Linked DNA regions of Homo sapiens: region 1 is linked to region 2. The links are chromatin contacts, found by Hi-C or POLR2A ChIA-PET in ENCODE. All regions are on one chromosome and are shown on one strand. The core of a region is the stretch at or near the end of the contact, and the rest is flanking DNA. Distances in the headings are between cores, read along the strand shown.

Region 1 (6,775 bases), core at 1,673-4,172, 510 kb before region 2:
TAGTGTGCTCTTTTAGCCTTGTGATCCGCAGATGGCTTAAGGGTTAACCAGCTCAGTGAACCCTCTGCCTTTTTGCAAGGGCAGGGGGCCAGTATGACAGCTTTCTGTATCTCAAGCTCTTGTCCAGTGTCCTGGAAGATCAGGTCACACACAAACTTGAAGGATGCATGTGGGATTTTATTGACTGTTGGAGGTGGCTCTCAGCAGGATGGATGGGAAGCTGGACAGGGGATGATGGGGTAGGAAGATGATCTTCCCCTGGAGTTTGGCCATCCAACAGCCGATTCTCTGACTGGTCCAGCTGAACTCCTCCTGACGTTCCTTCTTTCCTCCCCTTCTCTGCTGTACCATTCTGCTGTTTGTCTATTCATCTCCTCATCTGCTTCTGGACCTGGAGTTTGCGATTTGTATGGGTACAGGATAGGGGGCGTGGTGGGCCAAAAAGCAACTTTTGGGGCACAAAAACAGGAATGGCTGTTCTCACTTAAGGCCATAGGTATCTAGGCTTGAGGGTGAGGACTTTCCTGGGGAAACTGTCATCTTCTACCCAGTATTTCCCTGTCTCCTGTCCATATCAGTGGGGGCTTCCAAGTCATAGGCAGATTCAAAGATTTTCTGATTGACAATTGGTTGAGTTATTATCCAAAGAACTTGAATCAATGGAAAGGAATGTCTTGGTTACTCTAAAGAGTTGTGGAGACCAATACAGATGGTCTGTGTTTATTATGCAGATGAAACTTCCAGGTAGAAGGTTTCAGGGAAAATAGATTGTAAATGTTTCTTAGTAGACTTAAAGAGTCTGTTCTATCAGTCTCAGTGTCTGTGTTGATGTTAATGGTTATGAGGCATGTCCAACTCCCTCTTCCCATCGTGGCCTGAACTAGTTTTACAGGTTAATTTTAGAATGCCCTTGGCTAAGAGGAAGAGTCCATTCAGATGGTTAGGGGCTTAGAATTTTATTTTTGGTTTACATTATGTAATTTGCCTGTAGTCCCACAACAAAACATTGTTAGAGCTTCTAATTGAAATCAAAACTGTGAACTATCTGGGCACAAAAACCCTGATCTTAATGAACATAATTATCAATACACTCTTGGAAAACTAATATATGTCAGAGGGCAAGAGATGGAAAGAGGAGAATTGTTTCAGGATACATTTTTGAGATAAAGTCATCAAGACTTGCTGATAAATTGAATGTGGCAGGTAGTCGGAAGAAACCAGAGGAACAAAGATGATGCTGAGGTTTTGGTGTACATTATTATATCAGGCGAAGGATGGCACCATTTACAAAGATGGGGGAAGACCAAACGGGTTTAGGGGGAAAAATCAAGAATTCTGCTTTGGACATGTTGGATTTGAGAAGCCTGTTATTTATTAGGTGTGATCAAGTGTTGAGGTAAATATATGAGTCTGGGGTTCAGGAAAAAGGTCAGAGTGGAGGGTATTAACTTGAGAGTGATCAAAATGATATGATGATATTTAAAACCCTGAAACTTAATGCGATTACTTAGGGAAAGAGAATGATTAGAAAAGGAGAACTGGAGAAGCCTGCAAAGGGTCTGAAAATATTTAAATAACAAATTTAAATAAATTTAAATGTGTGTTTGCCCTATGATGAATCCCACATACTTCTCTAAACTGAGAAATAATGTGTATTAAGAAGTCCTAGAGTTATAACAAACAAGAATGTAGATTTTCCATTTGCATCTTTCTATGCTTGTGAGAAATATTTGTCATATTTGTTAGACTGAATCACATGCGAGAGTTTGTTTTTGCCTGATTTCTGATAAAGGTTTGCCTTATTTCTGTTAGATTTTTACCAGTGATCTTGATAAGGAAATGCAGTAACATTTCAATTCTCAAATGCTTCCATGTGGGTATCAACTTGGTGGATTTCTTGTGGCAAATTAGTATTTCATCTCAAGACTTGCTTTTCTGCACTTACTCTATATATATGTAAACTGCATCTCTTAACTGAAAGTACACTTTATGAATTCAAAAAGTAAATCAGACAAAATATATATAATATATATATATCTCCAAATTAAGATAATGTTAAGTTCTCTGAATGCCTCTCTTCCACATTAACTGGAGTGTTTTCACAAGCTAATTTTATGGTAATGAGTCAAAAATCGTTCATATACATTGTGTTAAGGTACACAGTCTTCCCAAGTCACTGATTTTATTTTACCTTTATGAATGAAAAGAATGAAAAGAAGCAATAACTTTTCAAGATGCATTTGACACAAGGTACATCTTCTAAAATTATAAGCATTAATTTGAATATTATTTTCCATGATGACTAGTTGGCATAAAAGGCTTTTAGAGATTGAATATAGTATTACACACACACGCACACAAAACCAATAAACTTTTGAAGTCTAGATAACTAAAAAGTTCTGGGTATATTTTAATAGGCAACATTCAAGTCTTTGTGTGTGTGTGTGTGTGTGTGTGTGTGTGTGTGTGTGTGTGATTACCAAATACACTGCAAGTTTTCATGTTGGTAAATGTTTTTTAGTTTCCAACTTTATCTACAATTTTCCTTTTAAAGAACTTCATGCTTTAGAATTTAATTTTTGTTTTCTCTTTTAGTCACTCTTTCCTCCCTCTTGTCTGTCCAGAATTTTTCATCTGGACAGCTGCAGGTAAGAAAGTTGGAATTCAAGGAACAGGAAAGGAAATCTGCTTGACCTAGCAAGGATAAACAGTGATGAAGAAACAAAAGGATTATAAAATGAAGAGGAGAAACATAAAATGCTTACGCGTAGAATATAGTGTATATTCTGTCTCCACTCTGCCTCTGGCATTACCACTTAAACTCTTGACCCCACATTCTCAGTGCATTAAGTGGCAAGGAAACTGAACTACTTCCTCTGTGTTTGGGTTGATTTTTATCTTATCTTGATAATGAGAGTGATAAATAGATGGTAAATACTACCAGTTATGTTCAAACATTTAAAAATGCAAACACAATTCTGCTCACTGGTGTATGTTTTTCTTCACCAGGAAATTATCTCATTCAAAGCTAGTGCAACTTTATGGAGTCTGTATACAGCGGAAGCCCCTTTACATTGTGACAGAGTTCATGGAAAATGGCTGCCTGCTTAACTATCTCAGGGAGAATAAAGGAAAGCTTAGGAAGGAAATGCTACTGAGTGTATGCCAGGATATATGTGAAGGAATGGAATATCTGGAGAGGAATGGCTATATTCATAGGGATTTGGTAAGTATGGTGCAAATTTACTTTTTTTTTTTGTATCATACCTATATTCAGAAGGATGTGACAATTACTTTCAATACTTTGAATAATGTGTCCTTGATTTAATTTTTAAACATTTACCTATTCATGCAATTTGTTGTAAAATGTAACTTTGTTTTCAATTGTCCATTGATGCTGTAGCTGTAAAGGCCGAATGGGTTCACCTTGCCTGCTGCCTAGACAGAGCCGATTTATCAGGACAGAGGAATTGTGATAGAGAAAGAGTAATTCACACAGAACCGGCTGTGCAGGAGACTGGAGTTTTATTATTACTCATATCAGTCTCCCCGAGCATATGGGGACCAGAGTTTTTAAGGACAACTTGGTGGGTGGGGGGAAGCCAGTAAACCAGGAGAGCTGATTGGTTAGGTAGGAGATGAAACCATTGGAAGTTGAAGCTGTCCTCATGCTGAGTCAGTTCCTGGGTGGGGGCCAGAAGATCAGGTGAGCCAGTTAATCGATCTGGGTGGTGCCAGCTGATCCATCAAGTGCAGGGTCTGCAAAATATCTCAAGCACTGATCTTAGGAGCAGTTTAAGGAGAATCAGAATCTTGTAGCCTCCAGCTGTCTGACTCCTAAACCATAATTTCTAATCTTGTGGCTAATTTGTCTGTCCTACAAAGGAAGTCTAGTCCCCAGGCAAGAGGGAGGTTTGTTTTGGGAAAGGGCTGTTATCATCTTCGTTTTAAACTATAAACTATAAATTCCTCCCAAAGTTAGTTTAGCCTACGCCCAGGAATGAACAAGGACAGCTTGGAGGTTAGAAGCAAGATGGAGTCAGTTAGGTTCTCAGTCATAATTTTGCAAAGGAGATTTCATAGCCAAGTAAGGCTTTACTCTAAATATGCCTTGAACTAATTAACCACCTAACCTATCATGTGACTAAAACTGATTTCCTTTCCTTTCCATTCTCCCTTCTTCCTTCTCTTCCTTCTTCTTTCTTTCCTTCCACCTTTCTCTCTTTCAACCCATAATCAAACATGTATCAAGTGCCTAGTATATGCCAAGCATTCTGCTAAGCACTGGAGATACAACAGTGAAGAACAAGTTCCAGTTTTAGTCTCCACTTTATATAAAGAATGTCACCTAGGGGCATAACTGCTCCTGATGTGGAGGTTGTTTGGTCCTAACAGGATTTCAAGAGCACTACTGGCATTATTGAAGAGACTAGGAATGCTAAATTATTTTTTTCTGTAATGCTCAGAACATTCCTATTTAAATAAATGATTGTCTTGCCCCAAACCATATGCTAAGAGCACTGCTTCCCTGCATTGCTACCTCCCCTTGAGTAACACTTTCTGTTCATTCCACATTTATTCGTGATATTCACACTATTCCCTTGATGTCCTTATGTTCTTCCATGTCTCATTTCTAAATCTAAAAATTAACTCAAATGAGAATTGGAGAAGTCTATGAGAAATCCCTGATATCGCCCCTTGGAAGTAATTCTGTGCTTCCATCACACATGATCAAAGTGATCATATTACTCACTGTTCAGGCTGCAGTATTTTGGGGAGAAAAAGGGAGCATAATTACATTGGCCCCAGCACACCTTGGGAAGTATGCTTATCCCACCCATGGCTTGGAACACTCAGGTCATTTGCTATTTACTGCTTCACCCAATAGTTAATTATTTACGTCATTTACACAAATACTAGAGTCTATCTTATGAGACTTAGAGTCTTTGAGATCAAGGCCTAGATATCTGAGATGCCACGCAGTGATTAAGAACACAGGTTGCAAACAGTCATTCTCAAACTTCAGACTTTGGTGCGCATTACAATTACTTGGAAGCTTTTAGAAAAATCGCAATAGCCAGGCCGTACCCCAGACCAATTAAATCAGAATCTCTGTGGCTGAAACCCAGGCATCAATATTTTTTGAAAATTCCCCTGATGAGCCTCATGTGAAGTTGAGGTTGAGAATAACTGCTCTAGAGCCAGGCTAGCTGGGTTGAAATATTGTCTCCGTTTTTTACTAGCTGTGAGACCTTGGGCAAGCTAGTTAACCAGTAAAATGGTATTAATTATAGCACCTTCCTCATATGGGTTTGTTGGGAGAATTACATGAATTAATAAACAGTGTCTAGCATGTAGAGGAGCTCAGCAGTGCTAACTATTGCTATTACAGAGATAGATCATTAAAAAAAAAATCCCTAAAGTCACATTCCCTCGTATCCAGCACCTAGGAGAAATGAGCAGATTTTTGAGTGGATGAATATGGTGTAAACTCCACCTAGCTCACTTTCCTAGTCTCTGCAGGTTTGTCTTTCCGGATAACAATTGGGTGAAAGTTCCGGTCATTTTATTTGCTCTAAATGGCTTCTCACAGGTCCTCCTATTCCTGTTTTTTTTTTCTTGTTTGCTCATTTTCTTTTGTGTTCTATTTTATCTCCCTATATGCTACTTAAAATATGTCCGTGAACAATGAGTCTTTTCCCTGTCAAAAACTTTTCTTGTGGTTTGGTCATTGCTAGGACTTGCTGGCATCTTCTAAACTGGTTACTTGTGATTTATTATTTCAAGTTTCTTGCTTTTGTTGCTTGACTAATTGAACCACAAATTAGCTGAAAAGAGGAAAATTCTATCAAATAGTTTATCTACCTACATGAGGCTAAATAATCAAATCAATGATTTTCTTGATTAAGTTGCTGAAAATGAATTGCTTTGGCATCAGACATATTGTTTCTACATAGCATTATATTCAGTTCATTGTGATAATTTTAATATGAAATTATCACTGTAAATAGTTATCTTTAGTGAGATATGTTTTAAAATATATTTTCTTAATTTTTATTACGTATTAGAGATCCCAAAGATATAAAATGACTATGCCTTATCTGTTATGTATTTTGGGCTTTCCTATAAAGATGTTAAAAAAAATACACTATTTTTATGCCAAGATTCATAGTTGTATCATCTTTCAGATTGAATTAATCCTGAGGGCAGCCTGGGCATGGTGGCTTATGCCTGTAATCCCAGCACTTTGGGAAGCCAAGGTGGGTGGGTCATTTGAGGCCAGGAGTTCAAGACCAGCGTGGGCAGCATGGCAAAACCCCATCTCTATTAAAAATAGAAAAATTAGCTGGGTGTGGTGATGTGTGCCTGTAGTACCAGCTACTTAAGAGGCTAAGGTGGGAGGATGGTTTGACCCCAGGAGGGGAAGGTTGCAGTGAGCCAACATGGTGCCATTGCACTCCAGCCTGGGCAACAGAGCCAGATCCTGTCTCAAAAAAAAAAGTGAAGGCAAACTATTGAATCTATACCATTGATGGATATCACCATAAAAATGACTTGGCGGTACACACAGAGAGGTAGTGTGGGGTCCAAATAACCTAAGGAAAAGGAGAGGAAAAACTCTTGAAATAAAAGCTTGTATTCAAACTTGGATTCTTTTCTTCTTTCCATAGGCGGCAAGGAATTGTTTGGTCAGTTCAACATGCATAGTAAAAATTTCAGACTTTGGAATGACAAGGTACATGCTATGTATATATATATGTATTTTGTTTGTTTG
Region 2 (6,877 bases), core at 3,415-5,914:
ATTTTAAATTTAAGGCAAATCATGTCCCACTCCAGCTCAAAATCCTTCAATGGCTCCCTAATTTTATAATGTCCTCTAAGACCCTATGTGATCTGGCCCTCTGCTGCTTCTCTGGCCTTTAATAACCCGCAGAAAACACCTCCCTTTGCTTAATCGGCTTTGTCCTCCGACACACCAAACACGGTTCCCCTCATGGCTTTCATTTTCACTGTCTTCTCTTCCAGAAATGTTCTTCTCCATGTCTCCCATGGCCCCTTTATGATTTCCTTCACATCTCTGCTCACAGTCAACCTTAGCAGTGAGACCTTCTTTGAAAATCGTATTTAAAAGAGCAGCCCCAGCCCATCTCCAGTGCTCTACGTGTCCTCATTCCACTTTATTTTTTCAATAGTACTTATCACTACCTGATACCTTACAGATTTATGCTTTGTTTTACTGCATGCCTTCCTACTAGATGTAAGTTCCTTGTAAAAAGGTAGTTTGCCAATTTTATATACTCTTGTATCTCCATTCCTTAGAAAAATGCCTGGTACAAAAAAGGCACTTGATAAATACTTGTGGAATGGATAAAGAAATGAATTCTCATGTCCTTGAATTTAGCTTTCCTGAAGGTAGAACACATGGATTTTTCAGTTCTGTGATTCAGTTTATTACTTGATTTAAGCTTGTTGATTTGGGGGTCTGACACTGAACTAAGAAGTCTGGACTACTGTATTGTTTACCATGTCACATCCCTATTACCTGGTTCACAGAAGGTGCTCAAATAGGTGATGGAGGAAGGTGCTCAAATAGGTGATGGGAAGGCATGAATGTGGTAGAGAAAAAGGGAGGAGGAAAATGGAAGGAACAGTGGGAGAAGAAAGAGACAGAAGGATCGGTGTCTGGTGTGGTGTGAAAGGGAGAAGAGCAGGACTCAGATTCATCCTCACTCACCAATAGCAAGGGTCATCACCTGGAGATGGCTGCGGACCAATTTCACCACTTCACTTTTCTGCAGCGGTGTGGCTCGGCAGCAGACCACAGCTTGACACCAAGATGTCAGTTCCAGGAACTGCTTTTGCAGACTTTCTTGCAGGGCAAACTCCAGGGTCTTCCCAGTGATAATGAGTCCAGCTCGTAACCCTGAGTCCCGGGGGACAGGAGGCTGAAGTAAATCTTCACTTAATGACACTTGCTCTGGCAGGGCTTGAGTTTTCTTCTGAAGTTCTTTCAAAATTGTGCTCATCAGCATCCCACAGGCATCCTTGAAACAAGAGGCAAAGGTGGTTAGCCTCCAGGCGCCCTTGGTGTCAGAACCAGTTACATTTTTTATTGTCATTTTTTAGCAATTGCTGAATCAAGAAAACCTCAAATAATGAATAACTGATTATTTTCAAAGATTTTACGAGTCTTCCACAGAGAGTTCTGTGTGTATGTGGGGATGGGTTAAAAGGAGGGGGAACATCTCACCAGTATTTCTTATAAAGAAATAGCTGTGAAATTTCTTCATGTGTGCAATTTGCCTTCTTGAACAGTGAATCCCAAGAGTCCTCTGGTCTCATTCTGCCAATTATTAGCTGCTTGACCTTGGGCAAACTATGTAACCTCTCTAAGCCTTAACTTTCTCATTAAAAATATGCAAATATTATTTCCATCATAATCTTGTTGTGAGGATTAAGCAAAATAATACAGGCAAAACTCCTAGTGTAAGGCATGACACATGGCAGGCATTTGAAATAGTAATTATTGCTTTTATCTTCTTTTTGATTCAACGTATTCATTCACTCACTAACTATTTAATGAGAAACTATATATTAGAAAACATTCTAAGAGCTGGAGCTACACCAATAAACATGAAAATTCCTGCCCTCATGGCACTTGCATTCTGGCCAGGATGTTCTTTGTGGTACTTATCACGTCTCCTTTGCATACATCCTCACTCCACACTAGTTAGGAAGTTCTTTAAAGGCAGTTATCACTTTTAATTTACTTTTGAAGTCTTCATGAGGCTTAAAAGAGGATCACATCAGGTACTCAGTAAACATTCACTGAATGAATTCTACTCAAGAAGATGAACAATAAGCTTATCCAGAAATTACTGTGTCAAGTGATCACTAAGAACAAATTCCAAATCCAGAGCAGTGAATTTAAGTTTAGTTTATACACTAAGTCTGAAATAGTTTATTCGTGAAAGAGCTCTCACTCAAAGCTTGTTTGCTTTGATTTTAAATGCTGTTTTATCAAGCATTTCTCAACCTACAACAAAATAAGAAAAGCAAGGAAGAAGTAGATATGGACATGTGCACATGAAACAGCACAAAAACTATAAACACTCTTGTGGAGTGTTCACAGGGCTCCATTTTAGGAATGAATTTGATCCCATACACCTCCAAAGCCCTTAAGGCAAAGTATACAAAGATGAATCAGATATGCTCATACAGCTCATTACATCATAGTAAAAATTATTTTTAAAACTCTTTTGGAGTTTGGTTAAATTAAAATGGCACATTTAGAAAGTAACATGCCTCGCAATCATTGAAAACATTAACATCAGATTGTGTTTAAGGTATTGTAATTGAAAGAATACAGCTGCAATACCATACAATAACATAAATATAGTCTTTGTGGCACCAATATGCTTACAGTATACAGAATACAGTCTGTGTGGATATTCTCCAAAATATGATTTTAAATTGTAGTTTTATGATTATAAATTGATTATAAAGGGTTTTGTACTCTTCTATTTATTTGAGTATGTGTTTAGGTTTTACAAATTAACTATTTTTTTCATTATAAAAATAACAGAAGTATGCATACACACACACAGCTAATCTTCATTATCTGTGGATTCCACATTTGTGAATTCTCCTACTTGATAAAATTTATCTGTAATTTCACAATACTTGAGATGTTTTTGTGGTTACATGTCATAGAGTGACATTTGAGTGTCACATGCATAGAGTGACATTTAAGTCATGTGATATGCCCATTCCCAGCTGAAGCTGAACACCATGATGCCTTCTTTTGCCAGTTCTCAAACTGTAGCAAAGTCTTCTTTTCATGGGCTATTTGGTGCCATATTTTTTGCATCTTTCTGCTTTTTGTCAGTGATTTTGCTGTTTAAAATGACTCCCAATCATGGGCTGCAGTGTTTCCAAGCAAAAAAGGCTGTGATGTGTCCTATGGGGGGAACTTACCCATGTTAGATAAGCTTTGTTTGGGTATAAGTTACAGTCTGTTGGCAATGCATTTAACGTTAATGAATCATTAATATGCATATTAAATAAGGTACATTTCAGAAGAAACAAGGTCATGTATTGATTGTTGACAGTATGTTGTAATCAGAGGAAGCTAACTTTGTATCTCCTCTAAAAGCAGTGGTCAGTGTTTGCTAATTCAGAGCTCGGGGCAACTACATAAACTATAACTCTACAAATAAGGAGAATCAACTGTATATATGTAATATGTAATATATAATTAGAAAATATACTGTAATGGGAATCAGAAAATTTAAAGTTTAGTAATCAGCTGTACTTAGAGAAATCACAAGCATTTGGAGTCTCAGGTTATAAAACAGATAATTTATCTTCTATGTCTATTTGTTGTAATTGTCAAATGAGATCAGGTATGGAAAGCCTTTTTGTAGATTCTAATATAAATTATGAAGATAGAAAGTTACCAATCTGAGGAGAAAAATTTAAATGAAATTACAAAAATAAAACTTAAAAAATTAAATGACCAATCCTGAAAGGCCTTTGTATATTCCAATGCAGTAACTAGTTACAAACAGGATATGACTATATTAAAACAAATGAAGAAAAAAAACTTTTATGAGAGTAAAAGGTAAAGTTTGCAACTGGCAACACTTATAATCTAATTTGTAAATTGAAGAACAACGTTGATGGAAATTTGTAAAGATGACACAAAAGTAACTTCAGACATTCCACTGGCTGCCACATTGCCTGCTTAGAATGTTATAGGAGCAATTCCTTCACTAAGTGACACACTGGGCTCCATGATCTTCAAGTCCTTTTAAACTCTTAGTGATTCCTGAGGGACTAGGAGTGGGAGGTGGAAAGAAAAGAGTTAAATACTAGTGACTGAGCCCATACTATGTGCCTGGCTTTTTATCTTGAGTTGTGATAAAACTAAATTATGTTTGTTGTATTCTGTTTAGTTATTTGGAAAATTCACACATGTGGAATAGCTATCGATAGCAAAAAAATTATAGGTACTCAGTAAATACTTCTTGAATCGATAGTTTTAAATGCCTTTAAACATAAGATAAATTGTGTATTTATAAATAATTTTTTTATTTATATAAATTTAAGGGTATAAGTGTAATTTTTTTATATGGATATATTGCATTATAAATGAATTTCACAGTCCTAAAGATTTTACTGTTCACAACAATCTCTATTTTTCTTTTTTAATGCTTACTGAACCCCTCTCATCTGATAGGCACCGCATTAAACAATTTATATTTTTTCATTTAATGCTCACAAAAACCCCATTAAACAGTCATTACTCTCCCATTATGAGTAAAGAAAAAGCGGCACAGGAGGGTAAGTAACTCCCTAAGGCCACATACTCAGTCAGCGGCAGGCCAAGCATTTGATCCCTAGTCTTACCAGCCACCTAGGCTACATTCTTTTGGTGACTGAAATGACTAAGCATTTTCTTCTGTTCTGCCCCCTGCAGCTACTGGGAGTTGGCTGGTGGTTGTGGTTATGGGTCACTGGGCCACCGTAAAGGGGAACCCACTCTATTTTTCCCTTTTCTCAAAATGTACCATTTAGCTGAGTGCTGGTTGAGGTCTGACCATAAAAACATGCTAACCAGGCCGGGCGCGGTGGCTCACGCCTGTAATCCCAGCACTTTGGGAGGCCGAGGCGGGCGGATCACGAGGTCAGGAGGTCGAGACCATCCTGGCTAACACGGTGAAACCCCGTCTCTACTAAAAATACACAAAAAATTAGCCGGGCGTGGTGTCGGGAGCCTGTAGTCCCAGCTACTCGGGAGGCTGAGGCAGGAGAATGGCGTGAACCCGGGAGGCGGAGCTTGCAGTGAGCCGAGATCGCGCCATAGCGCTCCAGCCTGGGCTGCCTCAAAACAAACAAACAAACAAACAAATAAACAAACGAAAACATGTTAACCAATCATGGCAGCCTTGAGCAGGCAAAGCTCAAGAAGTGATCCTGAAGAAAAGCTCCACAAGATTTCAAAGAAGGCAGACTGCAGTGATGGGATTGATATCACTGGTTAAGTCTGACTGCTGAAGAAGAATGGGAGGAAGTTTTTCAAGAAAAATAAACAATGTGCACAAATCTTGGAGGGGATCACTATACTGGAAGGCTTCTGAGAAAAATAAAACCCTTATTTATCTGATTAAACATTGGTGTTAGAGATTAGCGGGAGGCAAAAATAGAAAAAACTGGGCTGAGTCTAAGCCTCCTAAATTTCCTTCTTTTTTAAAAAATGACATTTTCCTCTTCCCTTAAACAGTTCTTCAAACTTATGATATTCTCGGGAGCACTACCTAGGAATTACCACAAGAGGGCACGATTTCCCTGAGTCTATTTTTAGAATTGCCATAAAATATTTAATAATTTATTCACCTGATTTCAATAAAAACTATCACTTTTTCTTATCTTAAAAGGGAGGTAGATTCCTGTACCAGGACTTGATATATTTTCTCATTTTGGGCTAAGTCCTGTCAGATCCCTGGTAATCCAGTGTGGAGGGGGGAAAGCAAATAAAAAAAAAAAACTTTCTTCTAATGCCTTTATTCAGCAATGATTCCTCTGAATCATTATAATTTTCCATCAGGCCTTTAGAAGAATAGACATCCTTCCAAGCACAAGGTAGGTTTCTGGATAGAAAAAATTATCAAGAAGCTAATGGTTGCTGGCCAGGGCACAGTGGCTCACCCCGTAATCCCAGCACTTTGGGAGGCCAAAGCTGGCGGATCACTTGAGGTCAAGAGTTCAAGATCAGCCTGGCCAACAAGGTGAAACCCCGTCTCTACTAAAAATACAAAAATTAGCCAGGCGTGGTGGCAGATGCCTGTAATCCCAGCTACTTGAGAGGCTGAAGCAGAATTGCTTGAATCTGGGAGGTGGAGGTTGCAGTGAGCCAAGATATTGCACCACTGCACTCCAGCCTGGGTGACAGAGCAAGATTCCGTCTCAAAAAAACCAAAACAAACAAACAAACAACAAAAAAAGCTAACGGTTGCTGTTTTGTTTTTTTTTTAATCCTTGCATACATCAAATCTCAAATGTTCCAATGCCTTTGAAAATACAGAAGAACAGATTTAATCTCAATATACGCACTTTACTTTGGGTATTGAGGATAAAAAGCTTGTCATCTGGCTCCAGTAGTTTGCATGCATAAGCTATGTTGACAGCTGTCTCCTGCTTGTCCCCTGTCAGCATCCAGATCTTGATGCCCGCTTTGTGAAGAGCTTCTATAGATTCAGGGACTCCCTCCTGCAGACGGTCTTCAATGCCAGTAGCACCTAAAAAATAACCAAAGTGCAATAGGACTTGTAAGAAACCAAAGCCAGCTGAAGCTCAGCTAGTCTACAGTTGAATCATATCTGTTAGCCAACTCAACCCTACACTACATAAACTGCCCAGCTGCTCAGGAGAGTCAAAGGAGGTTTGACGACCCAGACCAAAATTATATGCAATGTAATATTTTGGGAAGGAAGCCTCAGGGATCAATGGATTTATCAAACTTACTCGTTCTCCTTTTGGCTAGATTTCTTATCTGTAAATTGAAGGGATTTGAGTCAATTATTTATGCAACCTTACACTACAATTTTATAATTCTATGATATTCCCAAGGATAAGGGTGGGATTTTATTTTTATTATTATAGACTTAGGGGGCACA

Evidence for each region. Hi-C counts contacts between places; a loop is a spot of excess contacts on that map. ChIA-PET counts read pairs that join two places held with the same protein, here RNA polymerase II (POLR2A). Pooled maps may share reads with other maps.
Region 1: a loop to region 2 is called in a map of HCT116, with 3 times the contacts of the local background. The contact joins two enhancer-like sites. A Hi-C loop is called at or near these places in 1 of 168 maps with a recorded cell type or tissue (HCT116) and 1 of 50 pooled maps. POLR2A ChIA-PET finds 5 or more read pairs at or near these places in 1 of 52 experiments (K562).

The regions. Positions count from the first base shown.
Region 1 is chr4:48,076,363-48,083,137 of GRCh38, reverse strand. TXK (TXK tyrosine kinase) reads left to right here. Exons shown (of 15, transcript NM_003328.3): 11 at 3,010-3,226; 12 at 6,672-6,736. Among named protein-coding and RNA genes, the nearest start is that of TXK, 54 kb to the left of the region's middle. Within about 2 kb of position 2,922, at least 4 of the 41 ENCODE cell types and tissues checked have a DNase peak (open chromatin) inside an H3K27ac peak, as active enhancers do.
Region 2 is chr4:47,563,203-47,570,079 of GRCh38, reverse strand. It overlaps ATP10D (ATPase phospholipid transporting 10D (putative)), which reads right to left. Exons shown (of 23, transcript NM_020453.4): 15 at 6,315-6,499; 16 at 934-1,243. Among named protein-coding and RNA genes, the nearest start is that of ATP10D, 81 kb to the right of the region's middle. RefSeq lists a silencer at 4,648-4,837. Within about 2 kb of position 4,664, at least 3 of the 41 ENCODE cell types and tissues checked have a DNase peak (open chromatin) inside an H3K27ac peak, as active enhancers do.